Regions from separate parts of the Homo sapiens genome. Here region 2 is linked to region 1. The links are chromatin loops, found by intact Hi-C in ENCODE. Cell type or tissue: endothelial cell of umbilical vein. All regions are shown on one strand. Links, peaks and the distances in the headings refer to the core of each region. The heading gives the core; the rest is flanking DNA.

Region 1 (10,274 bases), core at 946-8,945:
CTTTGCTTTCCGAATTCGGAATGTTAGGTTATCTTACCTGTTTAAACTTGTTTGGGAGAAGATACGGAGATTAAGCCTGTATATATATGTACATATGTTCATCTTCTCCCAGGCCTCTGAGCTTTTGGTTTTCTTATTTCTTAGAATCTAGGTTCTATTTGTAGAAGTAGATGCTGTACAGTAAAGAAAAAGGGTTAACCTTTGACTGTTTTGGTATGTTCCACCTACTATTCTTAAATCACAGGCAAATTATCATCTCTGCTCTCAGAAAAATAACATACACCAAACACCAAGCTCAGCAGGATTTTAAGTAGTCGAATATAACCATGTAAAACTGCTTTCACCAAATCATGACTTGATAATTGACATGGTGCTGGACTGCAGAAAAGACATGTTGTGTGTTCCTTTGGAAAAAGTTATCTGTGAATGTTCTGTTGCATTAAAAGATACTAAATAGTTGATCATGTAGTGATTAGTAACGCATGGTTAACAGCTAGTAAGAAGCAAGGTAGATTTTACTTTCAACTTTTTATTAATGTCACCTCCTCTGCTTAACTCTTTGAATCACCATCTCTGTTTATTCATTTTTCAGTCTGAAATTCACCAGAATGGCCCATTAAATTTTAGAATATATAAGGGCATAAATGAACTGCAAAATAAGAGTAGCTTTAACTTAAAGATTAAAGCGGAATGCAGTTTTTCCCCTAGATTTTAATTTTTGCTATATTTTTCCTTAAGGGTTAAAAGACTAAAAATATTGTAACAAGATACAATAATATGAAAAAAAAAAATCCTTGTTCTTCCTCCCCTGCCCTGTTAAATATCATATATTATTGGAAAAACGGTCAGTGTTAACAAACTTCAGCACCACGTGTGTGGGTGTGCGCATGCGCACACTGTTACACTAAACTGTATTCGTTATTAGGTAATTCAAGTAAATGGTTACATATCCATAGGTGTCCTGAGTAGCTTGAAATAATCTCCTTACCTCAGGATGGTGATTCTACATAGAAACCCATGGCAGGGGAAGCAGGAAACAACTTTCTTTTAAAGAAGAGAATGCATTAAAATAGTATAAAGCTAAATCAAATGGAACTGTTATGACAAACAGTTTGGGAAGTTAAATAATCTCCTTTTCCTATTTTAGACTTGTATAAGTTCAAAATAATCTTTAAGATATTCACACTAAATTGTTACCTATATAGTATCTTTTAATGCAAAAATATACAGTATAATTGAATATAATATCACTTTTATTGAATGCATGTCTTTCAATCTCTTTTAATAATCTCTTTTAATAAATGCTTACAAGGCTTTTGTTTTATGAGTTTTATTCCTCCTTGAGTTGAGAACACAGTTTCTTAAATTTGACCATGAACATTCCATTGAGAGACTGATGATAAATTCACACGTAGCCTCCCTTTAACTGACGGACTTAAACTTGATCCATGGATTTGCACCACGAACTTCAAAAGATGAATCACTGCTGTAGATGTGATGGCCTAATTCTTCCAAATGTGGCTCAGGATCAGTGGTAGCAAACTGGGCAGCATCATCAATTTCTTTCCTCACCTCAGCCCCAATTTCCTTTAATTCTTCCACAGTGGCGAGCTTGCTGTTTACCATTCTATCTTGGAGAATTATTATAGGATCCCTCTTACTTCTTACTTCCTGAATTTCTTCTCGTGTACGATAACTGACTCCAGGATCACTCATACTGTGTCCATGATAACGGTAGGTTTGCAGCTCCATCAGTATGGGCCCCTTTCCAGATCTACAGTAGTTAGCTGCAAATTTTGTTGCCTCACGAACACACAGAACATCCATTCCATCGACCTTTAGCCCAGGGATAAAATTGCCCCTCTTGTAGTAATCAGGGCTGGCTGCTGCTCTCTCAGTAGATGTTCCCATTCCATATAGGTTATTCTCACAGATGAAAACACAAGGTAATTTCCATAAAGCTGCCATATTGAAAGCTTCGGCTATCTGCCCCTGATTCGCAGCGCCATCCCCATATAAAGTCAAACAGATCTCATCGTTTCCTTTATATTTACAGGCCAGAGCAATGCCAGCGCCCAGGGGGCCCTGTGCACCGACGATGCCATTGCCCCCATAGAAGTTCTTGGTATACATATGCATCGATCCTCCTTTTCCTTTAGCACAACCTCCTCTTCTTCCCGTCAGCTCTGCGAGAATGGATCGGACAGAAAGTCCCCGAGTATAGCACACACCATGAGCCCTATAGGATGTAATGACGTGATCCGAGGGGTTTATGCCGGCCTCAAGGCCCACGCAACAAGCTTCCTGACCATCGCACAGGTGACAGAAACCGCGAATGAATTTCTGTTTGTACAGCTGATCTGCCTTCAATTCCATGCGGCGAACAGTCAGCATCATCCTGTAGTATTTAAGCCCCTCCGCCCTAGTGAGCACTGTAGTGACAGGGGGACCCTCTTCCAACAGATAAAGATCACATTTCTTAATTTCAAATGTAGCGTCATTTGAGGAGTTACGGGATGCCACCAGCACTCTGCGAGCTGATTTCTGGGCAACTCGCCTCAACACGCGGGAGATGAAGGCGGCCAGCATATTCTTCACGGAGTGCTGTAGATGGCAGCGGCGTCCCGTAACGACCGCCGGAAGGCCTGGCCTCGGCTCCGCGTCTCCTTCCGGTGCTCCAATGCGCTTGGCACCATCCGGGCAGTGCACACGGGTGATAGAGGCAGGTCCTGCACAGCACTGGGACATGGGCCACGCAGCCTGAGCTGACTGATTTGTACAGTGCCTGCCAGCTGTAAAATGAAGACTAAAAGTGATTTCCTTTTCTGGAGGACTTGGGCAAACTACAGGGCATCCTAATCGCCGTCATTGCTGAACCTCAATAATCTGAGTCCCTTTTCCCTGTTAAACCCTGGAGCACTGTATCTCAAGCTTTCCCGACAAGCGTATCAAATAGAAGAAAGGAACAAACTCAGTCCCTAAGGCACATGAGAGTTCTGAGAGTTAGTCCAAAGGTATTTCTTCCTACCAATATTTCTTTAATGTCTTGTTTTTGATCTTTAAAATAGGTATGAATATTTATCCTGCTCCATAATGTGCCATATGTATTTTAAGGTAACAACAAAGCTGTAAATTATTTGTAGCTTAATTAACTTTAAAAACAAAACAAGCACACGCACGTTAACAAAAACCCCTTTTAAAGAAAAGTCAGTACTCTCAAATAATATGCCACATTTATCCTGATGGCGTCTAGCACCTGTGACACTTGAAGTGGGGAGGGAAAATGTATACAAACCTCGGCCTGAGGATAACACTTTAAACCCAGTAATAAACTTTGCTTGGTGTGGGAAAATTGGAAGCAGGGAGAGAGGGTTGAGGTGCAGATTGTGGTAAAAAGTTTGTAGTTTGTGACATTCCACTTTTCCTTACTCTGTTTAATAATTCTGAATCTCTGTTTTTACCTAGTTTTATCCCTATTTTCTGACTACTTCACTTTTGCTCTTCCTTTTGTTTATTTCCTCTTTTTTTTCTTTTTGGTTTTCTATAAAAATGTCTTCAGCAGGTTTCCATAGACTTTCAGGTGGTATTTATTTATTTATTTATTTATTTTGCTTTCATATCAATCAAACTGGACCAGCCTTAGTCCAGGAAATCTAGAAACATGTTCTTATAGTGCCTTTTTATGTAGTAACCATTAGAAAGTGTTACTTCTTATAAAGTGACCCACCAAACAATACACAGTTTGGACTACAAGAGAGCAACAGAGTTTGCTTATGCCACTGGAAACCGTTCAATCACAAGAGAAGAGAAGCCTTAGACCAAGGGATACAAAGATCACATATCATTTCTCTCTTTTTGTGCTTTTACCAGGAAGGCGATTTTGTGCCCCAATAAGCCAACCCTAACTAGGGATCCTGTTTTATTTAGAATATTAAGCCATTCACCTTAATGCATGCTCTGTTTTATATCCATTGCCTATTTGCAAATGATAAATTCTTACCCAAATGTCCCTATTACATGTTCAAAGCAGCTGCCTTCTCTATATCTAGTTGCAGGTGTTATTTTGGGCACTTCTTTTAATATTCAGGAAGAAAAGAGAAAATAGCTTGTTAAAAAGTTAAGATACCTCTTAAAACTTGATCGTCTCCCCACCTTCTGAACCCAGCCATCATAATAGGCCTCATCTTTTCACTCAATTGAAAATTCAACTGTTGGAATTCATGGTCTTGCTGTGTTGTTTGCTCCCTCTTTGATAGTTAGCCTGTCTCTGCTGTTCTCTTTCATTCCTCCAGGTATTGGAGATCTCCAGGGAGCATTATCTCCATAAGAATGAGAAAAATGACACTGCAGGATAGAACAGTAGTGTTAATGGGTCAGTGAGTGACAGCTGAGCCTTCTCTCAGAGGTATCAGCCAGGCCAGTGCTGCCAGGAACACAAGAGCTGTACAGTAAAGTGTGCCAATTTAATCTTGTCACACGTAGCCTGGACTGCAAAGATAGAGCTCCCCTTAAAAGCCCAGTGTGTCAAGCCTAAACCCGACTCATGCCAGAAGAGAACATACAAAGATGCTAATTGGAAAATATCTGTACTACGGGTTCCCACAGAAGATGTCCTTTAAAAAAAAAAATTTCTCAACAGGATCTAGTTAAGATAATAAATAATAAAATGTGAAACTCCCATAGACCTCTTGGTCATCAGTTACCCTATATATCCTAAATTCAACTTAAAAATAGACATCTGAAATCAAACAATGTTGAAGCATTTCAATTAAACTGATTAATCTTGATAATGACTTTTTGACTTTTATTGCTATCCTTCCAAATCCATCTACATTTTTCAAAGAAAGAATGAAATTTCCAGACATCAGGGTAAAATGTTTATCCTGAGCTGTTGAGCTTCTCCTCTTACATGCCCCCCAGCTAGATAGGATTCAAGCTATTCACGGACAATAGAGCCAATGATGGTGTTCTTTTCTTCAAATGATTTATTTTTTGTCCTGTCCTTGTTCAATACTATGTTGATTACCAAACAGAACTAAGAAGTCATCTACGTACTCACCACAGAAATGTTATTTGCAATTAGAAACCCCATAAATTCTAAGTTTTTAATTAACACCAAATCTCACTTTTAATCTACTTGAAATTAAAGGAAAACAGATGAGCACTCTTATAAGGCCAATGGCAGACTTTACATTTAATTAATAAAAACCCCTATAAAAGAAGAGCCAGTGATTATAGTAGCAGTCATTCATGCCAGTGTGACAGCATTTCACATTTCATGTCTGATGGTTGATCCTACAGGGGTATTTCTGAATTTATCTTAAAAGTGTCACTCCCATGGCATCAATAACACATATTTTTTAAATAATAGACAAGGAAATGTGAAAAAGAACAGTGAGAATGTTTGAAGGATATTTACATTTCTTCAGTAATTATTGCACTTTTTCACCAAATGTTAGGTGAAGAAAGCTGTTAAAGAGTGAATATTTTCTAGATAAGCAATATCAGATCTCATTAGATGATTAGTGGCAGTGTATTTTTTTCATAGCTCTAAGATTTGGCAATTAAGAGTGATGAGTAAGAACTTAGTGCAAAAATTACAAGTTATATATATATAACTCTGAGAAGAATTTCTCTGTTGGAGAAAAGACACAATGTCAGTACCATATATTTTGAAAAATGATGACAATCAAGCAAAGTTTCTCTCTAATATTACAATAAGCAAAGCTATTCCAGAACACTTCAGAGGCTTGGGCAAACAATATTTTTTCTTGTATGATCTTACTATATTTGAAATATGATTAAAATAAAAATCCAGGATAGATTAATTCAAAGAGAAGACTTAATTAGAAATGAGAGGTAAAGTAGAAGTGCTTCTCATCCTACCCAGATAATGATGGTGTGAGAAAAAGGAAGACATTGTGGGTTAATTTTTAGTGTAACAGATGGACCACCATCTTTCTCCTGATAGATGACCGGAGTCATCTGAGTCATCATGCTCCTAGTGCTAAATCCACTATTTCAAGAGTTTGGGATGAGGGTCTAACATATATGATAAAAGAGATCATGAAGCAAAATTGTAAAATAAAACTTTGCGAACATTTTAATAACTTCTCTATAATTAGAGCTGTAATTGAATATGGCCAAGTGACATAAGAAGTAAAATTTTATGTATAAAATCTGTTGTCAAGATTTACTACAGTCTGGTGTCTCAACCAGTAGAGGACTAGAACATGAGTCAAGAGTTTTGAACTGATTCCTGCTCAATATTTTGAGTTGCTTTGTAAAACCACAATCCCCATTCAAAGGAAAAATCATTAATTCAATAAACATTCCTGACAAATCACAGCAGTTTCAAGAAAGTCCAAGTCAGAGTTAAATCTATTTGCCTGTTCTCCTAAAATCTTTACACTTCTTGGGCAAATCTTGTACTTAGCAGATTTTAATTCTCACATACTTAAAACCCCATGTCTCAAATTTTTATTCTGCAAATAAACATACATTTACCCCTAGTAACCTTGATTTTATTATACTAGCAATAAAGTATACACAAAATATGCTAGTAAAAATGAATGCTATATATTCAATATTGCAATGAGGGCTTCTCTCCTCTGTGCAGTCGTTTTAATATATTAGTTTCCTCTTAACTGTACCATGTTATTACGTTTTCTTTATATATGCCCTCCCACAACCCTTCTAATGACTTTTGGTGGAATATTAACTGTTTCTAATATCAGTATGCCCATGTAATAACAAAATTACCACGACTATTTCCTTTGACTTTGCCTCTTTGAAGAAGACCTAAGTCACTGACGGATGTTTAAAGAGAGAGGAAGGAATATTGGCAAAAATCCAGGGCACTGCTGCCCCCTAGAAGGAAGTTTGAGCAGCACATTTGACAAACACAAATCTTGAGAGAAACAGACTTTGAGGAAGATTGCTAATCATGCACCCCACTTTAAGAACCTACTGTTGACCACATCTTCAGTTTTCTTTGCCCTGTCTTACATCTAAGCTAGGGCACAGTGTTATCTATTACATCGTAAACTTAGACCTGTATAGATTCTGTCCAAATAGATTCATAGGAGATACCTGTGAATATGTACAGACATATAAGCACATTTTTCTTGGCAAATAATTTTTTTTAATAATGAGAATGAATTTTTCGATTATTACATGCATTAATTTGAGATATAAAACATCATAAATATTTCCCAGGTATGTGATAGAATAGACTTGCATCTCTTTCCTAGAGATACAAAGTTAAGGAAGTTTGTATCTCCAGGAAATACAGTTTGCTCATTTGACCCTCATATGGTTTAGTGTCTCATTCCCAATTTCTGGAAGAGGAAACTGAGGCCAAGGAATTAGGCAAATACAAAGCTAATTTAAAAAAGTAAAATATTTATTCTTCGTTTATTCATCATGTATGCATGAAGTGCCTTTCTTTTATATATCCCCTTTCTGTATTAAGTAGTAGAAGTACAATAATAACATACAATTAAATTTTCCTCTATTTAATCCAGTTTATATAGAGGTGTTGTGAGCTCTTCCAGATTTCCTGGCACTGCCTAGAGAAAAGGACAACTCATCATTGAAAGACAGAGGGAGAGACACATAAGCAGCTGTTATAGATGCAATAAAACTAATGTATTACATTCCAGGCAATGGTTAAAATGACAGTTTGTCTTTATTAGGATCAATGATGAACAAATTAAAAATAAAGTACTGTCAAACAGCAATATACAAAACAGAACACTCTAATTTTGTAAAGTTGTGTAGTCTCCTTTAATTTGGTTATACAGCAGAGCTGAAAAGGCACACTGGGAAATATGAAAATCAGGATCTCATAATTATACAATACATTATGAATATGAATGCAGTTTCTCCAAGCAACCTAAGACAATGCTATAGATGTTTTATGGAGCTTCTCATGCATGAGAATCTTTCTGTTCCCATGGACCCACTGTGCATTTAGATTCTAAGATATTTCCATATTACCCAACACTGAAAATCTAAAAGGCCATTATCGGGGAGCCTTAGAGACAATTTCAATTTAGAGGCCCAATGGTAAATGAAAATAGTGTCCAAGAAGAGCTTTTAAGCTTAAACATCTTAAGCACTCATCAAAACATAATCAGGCAACAAGATTATTGGGGTTCATTAGGAATTTAACAAGCTCTTGTCAGGGCTACCAGCTGGTCATGCTGCTTCCAATCTTCTGGACCCTGAATATCCCACTGAAATTTATGGTGTATTTCTCCAAAAGCTTTTAACTTTTCTATACTTTCATCTAGCTTTCTTCCCAGTTCATTTCATGGTAAAAATCACCTGTATTTATAAGAATGCATTACAACTTTTCCAAGGGAATTTCCAAGTTTCATATAACATGGAATTTCATATAATATGGAACTTTTCCATATTATATGAAAAGTCATATGGACTGCATTGGATCCTGACACTGATCAGAGCAGAAACGGACTCAGCAAGGGTAGTAAGCCCAGTAAACACTGGGCATGTTCTCAGCTCATGCATCTGATTCACGGAGAGCCAGAATCTTCTGTTGTGATCCATTGCTTCCTGCATGCATGCCCTACACTGCTCCCCTGCCCCAGCTGCCTGTCTCCTGAAGAATTTTTACATCTATCAGAACTTCCTTCCTGCTAATCTCAGCAGAAGAGGAATCATATTCTTATCTGGAAATCTAACTCCTCAGCCTTTGCTACAGAACTTGCTATTCCTTCATAATGAGATACTGTTCTCATATTCACCCCACTCCCACACCCCCACCAAAGAATCATCAATTTTGTCTTCTTCTTTGGCTTGCTTTCATGCTCAGATTTCCTCAGCTCTGAAAGAAGATATCAGACTCCTCATTGCCTCTTTTAGATCTCATCCTATATTATTCCTTTTATCTAGTCAAGCTCCACAAATATGCAGCCTGCACCCACAGTCTCCATTTACTTTCTTCTAATTGCTTCCATATGCTTCTGCAATCTGTGTTGTCAACAATGAACTGAAATTTCTCACATCAAGGACTTGGTTAAATTTAATGACAATTTCAGTGTTATCACTCTTCGAAACTCTTCACTACATTAGTGTTTTTCCACGGATATTCCCTTATCCCAACTTAAAAATTAAAATCATTTTTTTTATGCTGCTTGTACTCCAGACTTCATTTCCTGTATGTCAACCTCCACCCAAAAAGTAAGTGGGGGTCTAAAGTTTAATGATGTATGCTTTATTCTTGCCAGCTTAAATGATTACCCAAAGGGACTCATGTGATTTATTGGTTTAATTCTCACCAGTAAGGAGATGCTAACTATATTTTCAACATTAACTTCCTTCATTCTCTCTAGTCTACCAGAAAAAGTATGTTAAAACCCTGTAGCTGTTTAAACTTGAAAATTTCCAAAAAGAAATGTTTTCTCTCTTCTCCCCATTTAAATAAAAATATCTATTCATCTTAAGTTTCTCATCATCAGAGACCTATTTCTGGTTTATAAACTTAATAAATATATATATATATATTGACTACAGTGTCTTTAAAAATTCTATATTGTAAATGCAGAAAAGCATAAAGACAGAAAAATTAAATCACCAAAAGTTATCTGCTATTAAGTTTTGATTTATTTTTATCTTTTTATTTCTAATACAATCAAGGTTATATGTTTTATAACTCTTGAGTTTTTTTCCTTAGCATCATATTATAATTATTTTCAAAATTACCAAAAGCCATTTCAAAGATCATTTTAATGGTTACAAAAAATCTCTATTACATGAGTTTACCATAACTCTCTAAAATGTCCCCCTACAACTGAACCCTTGTATTATTACTGAATTTATACCATGCACCAGGCACTGTTAGTGAAAGTACTGATTTTTAAGATTTACTTTGTAATATTTTAACACAAAACATTGAATGTGTTCAATATACCACCTCTTCTCCTTTATGCTTTTATTTGCACACAATCATGTACTTATAAATAACTACTTATTGTTTTCTTTTTAAAGATTTTAGTCTTTGAGACATCTGGAGTTATTGGATAATATAGAGAGATAACACTACAGTTTTATTTTGTCTGCTAAATTCTTCTCACTTTCATGTATTGAGTAGTCCATATCTTTATTGTTTTCAAATGCTCACTTTGTATCTATATCTAGGTCTACATCTTCATAAGCTAAAACTTTTGTTTCTGAGTTCGTTTTATTATCTGTCAGTTGATTCTTATGGGAGCACTTCTCAGTTCTGATTATTATAGCATCATGTAATT
Region 2 (10,274 bases), core at 1,514-9,513, 510 kb before region 1:
GTGGCTTGCCAGTATTTACAATTCACATCCAGCAAATTGCAAATTGATGTAATTGTGAAATAAATTCAGCAATTTTTAATCTAAATTTAGTAAATTTTTTTTTCTTTTTCCATCTTGGTTTTGCTGACATTTGTTTCTAGCATAGTTAGCACTGTTTTCTTTATTTTTTAACTTTTTCTTCTTTTGGTTTCTACTCAGCAGCTATTATTTTTCTACTTTATACTTTTATCAAATCTCCTTTTTAAAAAAATCAGAAGCATAGGTATGAATTTTCAGAATTTTAGCAAGGTAAAGTGTTACTGGGAAGGGATTCCAATCCAGACCCCAAGAGAGGGTTCTTAGATTTTGCACAAGAACGAATTCAGGGCGAGTCCCCAGTGCAAAGCGAAAGCAAGTTTATTAAGCAGGTAAAGTGGTGAAAGCACAGCTACCCCATAGACAGAGTAGGGAATTCCCAAAAGTAAGAGGAGGAACGCGTCCACCCTAGTACAATAATTTATATATAGGGTTACAAAAAGGATTATGGGGAAATGTACTCCGCTACAAGGGTTTGTGATAAAGGATAAATGTTCTTAATCACTATATATTGCAAGAATCAATATTATTATCTTTAAAGCAAAATTAGAGATGCTTCTGTTCTCAAGATGTTGGGATATCAGGACACTCCCAAGTCTGGGTCTATTTAGTAAATGTTATCAATCTGTTCCCCTAACCATAAACTTCTAGAGGCTAGGAATACCACACTTTCTGGGAATGCAGCCCAGCAAGTCCCAGCCTTATTTTTCCTAGCTCTCACTCAAGATGTAATCACTGTGATTTGAATGCCTCTGACAAAAGAACAACTTTTATTTTGCTTTTTTGCACTTGGCAAGTTAAACCAAAATGAGAAATAGTTGACTTTCTGACCTTAGCCAACCAAAGACTGCATAGAGACAACTGTCTGGTCATTCTAATTGGGGAATAGTAAAAGAAAAAAAATCACAAGGCTTCAACTAACTCTATGCTAAATTGGGCAAGTTACTATTTAGCTTTTGAGCAAAAGTATTTGTATGAATGAATTAATACTGAGACAGGTAACCTGGCTGGTTTCTTGTTTTGAAGTGATTTAGAGCAAAAAGAACAAAAGCCCCTTACTCAAGCTGTAGCTCACCTAACTTCCAGCCAGTCAAGCATCAACAAAAGACCCAAGAATTATTAACAGCAAGTTCCTGGTTTAGATGACTAACGACTTCCACAGGACCCTGCATGCACAGTCTGCCTTAAACCTCAACTTGTAGTTACCTCTTACTCATTTTAATGCTAAAAGTCATGACCAGGGATGGAGATTTAAAATGTTAATATTATATGCAATGTATGAAGAATCATGTAAAGCCACTGCTCAAGTGCTAGAGAAATCCCGCCTATACATAGCCTGGTGAAACCTTTCCCTATAGAAAGACTTATAAAACTAACCCACATACTATCTTCCAGGGAGCAACTTGCCTTGTCCTTTCACGGTGCTGACTTCCTTGTGCACAAGCTTTAAATAAACTTTTCTGTTTCTCTTTGCTGCTATGTCTGGTGGTCTCTCTTGATTTCTATCCTGGGGGGTTATAAGAACCCAGGAGCACTGGTAACAATACCACTAAAATTTACTAAATTCTTGGAAAGTAGAATTAAAGAAGTAAAATAGCTACATAAAAGTGTTTCATAAATTAGAAAATTGTTTGTATAGTTTAGGTATTAATATTATTATTATTAAGGTGATTGGATTATGCAGAAAAAAACAAATAATGACAAATATTTAGAAAACCAGCCTACACAGGCTGACCAGACTTCTTTTTCTGGTAAGACAGTGTAGTACAGTGACAGATGCACCGCAAGACTCCAGAATGAGAAAGTATGAAACAGTTCACCTGACAGATCCCAGGGCAGTAAAATGCTGTCATATTTTCTCTTATAGTGAGTAGATTACTAAGATGGCAGTCTTTGAGTGCAATAGAACCTGTGACTTGTGTCTAGCCAATAGAAGGTGGAAAAAGTAGTGAGATAGTCACTTGAATGATTAGATTATACATTCCATTTTTAGCTTACTTGAGTGAGAACTTCTATTGGCTTTGAAAAAATAAGTAGCTATGTTTTTAATGACCCCTAAGCAGGCCACATAACAGGCAACAAAGTATAAGGGGGCTCCTAGGATCTGAGAGCATTTCCTGGTTGATAGCCAGCAAGGAAGTAACAATTTCAGTCAATGTAACAATAAGGAACTGAATTCAGCACAACCACATGAGTTTGGAAAAGAATCCGGAGTACCAGAAAAGAAAGCGGTCTGGCCTGTATTTAGATTGCCACCTTGGGACACCCTGAGCAGAGGACCTGAACTTTTGACTCCAAACCAGAGAGATAATGAATAGATGTGGTTTCAAGCTGCTAAGTTTTTGATGGGGTGTTATGATGCAACATAGAAACTAATACACCTAGTAGTGAAAGGATTCAATCTATCCAGTAAGACAAAAAGGTTTAACTCATATTTTATAGACAGGGAAGCATTTTTATCCAGAAAAAAAATCTTATAATGAGAGGGCTTGGGGCTAGTCTATAAAAACAAAAAACAAAGCGAAAAACACAAAACACACAAGCAGTAAGAGAAATAGCAAATGAATTGCAATGTTACGTTGACATAGTCTATATAGTTGAGTTTGAAGGAATCTATTAAAGAGTTATTTAGTTGCTACTACAACATAAATTGCAAGCTTTTCTCTTAAAGGCTACCACCACTTAATGCAAAAAAAAAAAAAAAAAAAAAATCCACTAGGAATAGAAAGCTAAGGAAACCAAACATGAATGGCTATTCTGCAGGATAATTTTATTAATCTTAGACCATGTTTTATTTAGGAAGGTCAACATTTATTATTATTACTTTAATTTTGCTTTAAAAGTATGAAATAAAAGTTTACACATTTCTTTAGAATCATCATAGGGTGTTACTTTTTTGTTGCTAGAAGTAGAGAAGTGTTTGCTAAGTTTCTTTATCAAATTAATGGAAATGTTTTCACATCAAAATACTCTGATCAGAATACTGTAGATTGAATATGTTCACAGCTTGCTTATATAATTATAAGAATATCTACAGAAAATATCTGAGTAATACATATACATGAAGTGGCATGAATAAAACAAATCAAGCCCTTTGAACTAGTTATTCTACAACTGGGAATCTGTCCTAAGGACAGATCTCAAATTTGCAGAGCTTTATTGCAAATACTGATTATTGCTCTATTATAGCAAAAAACTTCAATCAATCTAAATCTCTAAATGTAAAGAAATTATTAACTCTACCAGACATTAAGGGGATTTGGCAAATAGTTTACAATTAGTGAGTTTCTCACATCTCTAAATCTAACTCCTCAGAGGAAGCTCTGGGAAAGAAATTAAGTCCACAACTCACTGCCTTTCCATTTCAGCACCCCTTGTTCTTTCCATACCCTGCTTTGCCCTTGTCTACAGAGCTATCTCCTCCTATAAGAAAAGCTTGATTTAATGATGGTGAACATTTCTAAAGAACATAGTTAATTTTCAAATGGCATATGTGTAAGATTAGACCCTGAAAGTGAGAGTACATTGCATGTGAAAACTTCAAAAAGACCTGTGTGCTTTGGGAGGAGATTTTGTTCAAAGTTAAAGATTTCATTCTCTTCCCAAGTAGGCCAGAGAAAAGAAATCACAGTTACAGCTGCACATGATAGCAGCTGAACAAATCCCTGGCATCGGAAAGTGAAAGTAAATGGTGTTACTTGCATGTTAGCCTGGGAACTGCAAAACATCTCAGGTGGTTATCTTTGAACGAGTGTCTGAGGGAACCTCCTTTCTTTCTTCATTCCAAAGTTACTATCTCTACTCCATAGCTCCAGTGAATTTCTATGTGTTGGAGTCTCTGAGAACAGCCCATACTCCCAGCTCCAAGCCATGAAAAGCATAAGCAGTGGATAAAAAATGAGGGAATCCATGCTCCCTGGATGAGGAGAAAAAGGTTGAGAATTGTTCTCCTACAGTTTCACGTGTATTTCACCTATTAGGTTGATTAAGCAGTTGAGTACTCCAAGAAGACAGAAATAACTAAATAATTACATCTAGTAGACTTACTGCTTATTGATCAAGTAATGATGCATCTTCTTTCCAAAACATGGAAATAGACTCCAATTGATAAAATGCATCTGAAACACCATAAAAAAATACCTGTGAAACTTATTATTTTCCTTGAAAGTAAAATCACTAATTTTTATATGAATAGCATAGCCCTTTCAATTTTTCTGTCATGAATAGTAAGCTTAATTCATAATATTTCATGCTTTCTAGCACTCTTGATGATTTTTCAAAATAAAAATTTAAGCCTTATAAATTATTTATTGGGAATTTAAGTATATACAAGATACTGGGAGAATGCCATTTGTGGTTACATGTAATATTTATATATCAGATATGGATTTTTATATAATTTGAATCAAATGCATGTAACTTTTTTGCAAATTCAAAGCTAAACAATGCTATTCTGAGGCTAATTTTCAATATGTTAAAAAGAAGTCTATGCATTCATTGGTATTTACACTTGAGGAAAATTGGTCAGAAATAACTTAATGCACTCTATATAAGTGCGTCCCTCAAGTAAAAATAACTCTAGCTTTATTTAACCTAAATATAAATCATAAATATTTTGATCTCAAAGCGTTCAAATACTATTCCTTTTACATTTGCCATTGAGATGGTAAATACTATACATATCCAACTGTTTCAGGAAAACATGTGGCTTATTCAAGTATTTATTGTAGGGATAAAAATTCTCTTTGCCATTTAAAATTTAGACAATAGGTCTAACTTGAACTGGTTGATTTACTCTTTCAAAGATGAGAATTAACATATCCATTACATGTTTTCTAAAATTAATTCATTGGTTTATTTCTTCATTCAAGTATATATTTAGTCTGGCCTTATATGAAAGGGACAGCTTCAGAAACGTCTTGGTATCTGAAGAGGAATAATGTCTCTAGGTATACATATCTGATCTTCAATCTATTTATTAACTATATCCTTTTTGTATGGATAGGTGTATGGAACACTAAGTGGTCAGTGAGGTATTCTTGATTAAATATTTAAAGAACATTTAAGTCTCTTTAGGATTTTGAATGTTCCCACCACTAAGAAATGATAAATGCTTGAAGCCATGTATATCCTAATTACCCTGATTTGATCATTACACATTTTATACATGTATCAAAATATTCTATACCCAATAAATATGTGCAATTATTACATGTCAAGTAAAAATAATTTTAAAATGTAGCTTAACTGTGTGTTTTCCATTCCTAAATAGCTTTATTTAGGAAATGGTAACATCAATGTACCATGTGATATTCGAGTCCCTTTTAAAAAAGAATAAAAGAGAGAGACTTATTTTTCTAGAATGTGATCTTAGAAGATTCCATATTGGAAACCCCATCAAAAAGAAGTCTAAGTGCTTAACATAATTTGCATTCATCCCTTTACTTGTTTATTATCTGACTTCCCACCAGAGGGCAGGGCGTTCTCAGTTTTGTTAATTGCCATACACCCTCATGGCAGTTAGTAGGTGCTCAAAAAAAAAAAAAAAAGGAATTGATTAATTATGCAATCCAACATTTTTGGATTCTATGTTAAATGATATGATTTAACTGTGCTCGTGCTCACATCCACACAGAACTTTACTGTTTATGACACGTATAACAGGAAATTCTTGTCTGCCTTATGAGTTTGTGCTGTTGATAAGAAGAGTTATCAAGTTGCTGTGAAGTTGAAACATCAGACAATTGCAAACATCTCAACTGACTCAGCAAAAACAAAACCTTTGTGAAAGCATTCTGGCTGCAACTTCTGGGTTTACAATCAACTAGGTTTTATCCACACTGTGATGTGTGAGCAGCAGGTGTCTGAAAGCATCAATTGTCCAGTCAGGCCCCTGTGAGGATGGCAAGAAGCTGTATGATTTCACAGAAACTTATAGTGAAGATGGTGCTAAAAGAACAGGGAGTCTGTTCAAAGGATGTCTTCTGTTTTTAATACATTCTATTAAAAAAAAAACTGCCATTTTAAAAATTGCTAGAATTTTATTGCAAACTACTGTTTCCATTAAAATTTCCTGTAAGGACACTGAAAGAATTTTAAGAAATTTTAAATGCAGTAGTGAACTACACATAGTCTTTTATGAGATTGTACTGACCAGAAAATAGCTGAGACAAGCAACATATGCATTTCACAATTTTAGCATTTCCTATGCATGTAGCCATGTAATCCTGTGTATTCTTCTCTGTATTTTGCCTATATGATAAGCATTGGATAGGAGACCCTAAAAATAATCATTGCTAAATGGGAAAATGTCAAACACTCACAACCAAAATTAATGAAAATTCTAATCTTGAAATATATGAAAAAATATAAATCATAATGAAACTATCAGATAGTTATATTGCTATATAAACTTATAAATACTTGCTATTAAAATAGTACTTGTGTTTATTATGCTCTCACATGTTCGAGTTGTTTGCTTTGAAATTAATATGCATACGTCTTAAAATTACATATGTGTGTAATTACATATAGAAGCTTTATATATATGTGTGTGCATAGATAGGTGGGTGTTCAAACTATATAACATCTTTTCAGGGAAAAAAACAATATCATCCATTTCACGATGTAATCATCACCATAATTTTGTCAGGTTTTTGTTTTAGTGGATTAGTTTTTTTGATATATCAAGATCATTGGAAAATCAGACATGTCAGTTTTATATGCTAACATCAAACACGTGGCTAATAATGCTTGAAAAGACACATTTGGGAAAATTCAAGAAAATAGTATCCAAAGTTAATCAGGCTGCCATATCAATTACCCTAAAATAGTCTAAACTCTCCCTTAAAGCTCTCCCAAAGACTAAGCTACAATCAGGTTTTTAAATTTTTTATTTGTTTATTTATTTATATCATTATGTGTTGCTGAGAGAGCAGTAATTACTTATAAGAGTTTTTCCATTAGCACACTCAGTGAGATTGTAAAAACCCTGAAGGTGAGGGAATAAGCTGAATTCGGTTTTGAAAGAAGATGATATTTCATGTAGAGAGAACAAGGAGCACAAGGGCCTGAAATCAAGCCTGTTGTGTTTGAAGTACAACCAGGGGACTAGGGAGCAGGAGCTGCTCAGCAAGATGGAAAGGGTAATGCACAGAAGAAAGAGGGACCAAATTACAGAGTTCTGCAGGCCATATATTCCAGGTGAGGTGGGGCAACAATAAGAGTTTTGAGCAGAGAAGTGATTATCTGCCTATTTGTTAAGAATAATCCAAAAATCAGTAAGGTGGAAGTTGGAAAATCAGTTAGGAGGTGTTGTTATAATCCAGATAAAAGATTTATTTTCCAAATGTCTAGCCAGTTACTCAATAGCATTTGCTGAGAAAAAAAAAAAATCCGTATTTTCTCTATTGATATTTAATGCTTTCTTCCCTTCTAACTGGATAGGATTACTATAATAATAAAAATAGCTGGATACAGACATGTATACATAACCAGAAATACATCTAAATTTTATGACATATAAAAATAGTCTGTTAAGATATTGATTGTAATTGTGTTGAATTAAGAGATCAGTTTAGTGAAAATAGGCAGCTTTATAATATTGCGACTTGTCACCCAAGAATGAATCATAATCAATGCTCTCTTTTGTGATGAGCCACCACAAGAATGGCTAACCTTTTACAATAAATAACTAACTTGTTTTTGAAAGCTTACTATGTGACAGCCACCATTCTTTTTTTTTTTTTTTTTTTTTTTTTTTGAGATGGAGTCTCACTCTGTCACCAAGGCTGGAGTGCAGTGGCACGATCTTGGCTCACTGCAACCTCCACCTCCTGAGTTCAAGCAATTCTCCTGCCTCATCCTCCCAAGTAGGTGGGATTACAGGCACATGCCACCATGCCCACTAATTTTTTTGTATTTTTAGGAGAAACAGGGTTTCACCATGTTGGCCAGGCTGGTTGCGAACTCCTGACCTCAAATGATCCTCCCCACCTTGGCAACCCTAAGTGCTAGGATTATAGGCATGAGCCACCTGGCCCAGCCACAGCCATCATTCTAATCATTATATGCTTTAATTCGTTTAATGCTCACTCCAACCTTATAAGATAGCTACTATTACTATTACTTCCATTTTATAGATGAAACACTGAGACTTAGAGAGATTAAGTGATTTGTCCAACACCAGACAAAATGCAGACAGACCAGAGCCTTCTGCCACTCGTAGAGCATCTGTTTGGTCTTCTTTCTTACATCTTATCTGACATTTTGTTAATACATCTTCATTTTCTCTTTTTGTTCTGTCTTTTGTTATACGGTCTGTTGCCTCGGAAAAGTTATAATCTGTTATTATTCTGCTAGAAATAATCATTTTTTTTACTTTAAATCATAACTTAAACTTTTTTTCTCTGCTTTAATAACTTTAGATAAAAGTATATGGTATTTTCCTTCTGTGGAAGGTGAGAAAATTGATGAATTAATGAACACTTTCTTCAACCTCTCTTCCCTCACTTTTAATGTGACTGGTGTGTTCTATGGTTTTTGTGTTTTTTTTTTTTTTTTTTTTTATCACAGCCAGTAAAGATAGCTAATACTGGTTATTTTTATATCACATAGTATGTCTTCTCCAATAAATAAGTTGTATTATTCCTTTCTCAATAAAATCATCAGTTATTTAGTTATGCCTATATTTTAGTGTATGTACTTATCTCTTAATACCTTCAGATCCTATCAGGTAATACATTTTAGAAAAAAATTTTATAATCCCCAACTCAAGTTGCCTTAAATTTTTAGAAAATGCATCTTTCATAATTAGAAGCCTACAGATGGTATAGGACCCAAGACCAATGCAATGAACATCAGTCTCAATATCATTGAGGAGCAGATGTGAGGGTGATCTGGCCGTGACATCTGTCACCCCATTGATTGTCAGGGTTGACTCAGCTGATCTGGCTGGCTATGCGGGTGTCCCCTTCCTCTCTCACTGCTCCATGTATGTCCCTCCCAAAGCTGCACGCTTGGTTGAAGAGGACGACCATCCTCGATAGATCCGAGGACTGGTCTTCGGTCAAGTGTATACAAGTAGCTGTGCTCCCCTGCTAGAACCTCCAAACAAGCTCTCAATATCATTGGGGACCAATGTAAACTTTAACCTCAGACTGACAGCAAATAGCTGGAGAGATTCCGGATACCACAGCAACATCCAAAGACAAGGAGACAAAGAGGAAAATAGCTAAGTGAAAAAGAGAGTTTCTCTTTCTTCATTCTTAGGTATAATGAAATTTTCTCAGAAACCATTAGCACACTTTCCCTCATGTAGTATTGGAAGTCCAATTTCCACCATTGAAATCTTACTGAGAAGAGAGACGAAATGAACATGTAGATTAGCTTAGATTATCTGGGTCTAGAATGCCTGAAATTCTATCAAAAAGCCCCCTAAATACTGTCGTCTCCACAAGTAAGCTATTTATTTGGAGTCATCTTTTGAACATCTAGAATGTTAATGAAGAGCTATATTTCTTGTATTCTTCCAGAAGAATACAAGATATTCTTGTAAAATAAATATATCTGAATATGTCTATAAATATGTCTTCCTGATGCTTTTATGTATGAAACACAACTATTTCCTGCATATGTAATTCAGAATTCAAAATATTTTCTTTCATGTCCAGTGTCATATAGTTGGGATCGCACAGTATGCAGCTTTCTCAGATTGGCTTCTTTCACTTTCTAATATGCATTTAAGGGTCCTCCATGTCTTTTAATGATTGGATAGCTCATTTCCTTTTGTTCCCCAAAAATATTTTATTGTTTGGATATACTACCATTTATTTACCAGCCACTGAAAGACATCTTGGATTTTTCCAAGTTTTGGCAATTATCAATAAAGCAGTTATAAACATCCATTGAGATGGAGAAGAAACCCTTCTACGGGTCTGCTGGGCCACTCCTCAAGAATGGAAATTAAGAAAAATCTTGAGGTCCCTCAAGGGAAATTCCAGACACCTAGCTAGCCTTGAGAAGTACATGAGTCATCTAATAAGCAAGAAGGTAATAATAGCTTAAAACAATAGCCAAGGAAGTGGAGCCACAAGATGTTTGGTTTTCTATAGAAACTAAAGATAACATCTTATCGTATGTCCCCAAGTTGTTTTACAGAAACCAAAGAACACAGATGGGGGGCACTGAAGGTTGAACTC

Evidence for each region. A loop is a pair of places that touch in the nucleus more often than their neighbours do. Peaks named below come from ENCODE experiments on the same cell type or tissue, not always from the same donor. Only the 100,000 strongest peaks of a DNase experiment are listed, where the experiment ranks them.
Region 2: it touches region 1 in a loop (5-fold over the local background); 5 of 110 quality-filtered maps call a loop at or near these places.

Annotation. Positions count from the first base shown.
Region 1 is chr4:95,832,466-95,842,739 of GRCh38, reverse strand. PDHA2 (pyruvate dehydrogenase E1 subunit alpha 2) reads right to left here and starts at 2,647. Exons shown (of 1, transcript NM_005390.5): 1 at 1,276-2,647. The coding sequence starts at 2,589. The coding sequence ends at 1,423. RefSeq lists enhancers at 2,129-2,628, 2,629-3,130, 3,986-4,588. In endothelial cell of umbilical vein, for the core only: no CTCF peak of the experiment used is centred there; no DNase peak of the experiment used is centred there.
Region 2 is chr4:96,347,722-96,357,995 of GRCh38, reverse strand. The region is part of intron 1 of LINC02267 (long intergenic non-protein coding RNA 2267); the gene reads right to left. It also overlaps the pseudogene RN7SKP28. Among named protein-coding and RNA genes, the nearest start is that of LINC02267, 42 kb to the right of the region's middle. In endothelial cell of umbilical vein, for the core only: a CTCF peak has its summit at 5,546 (motif pointing right); DNase peaks (open chromatin) are centred at 3,725 and 5,725; H3K27ac peaks cover 1,382 bases.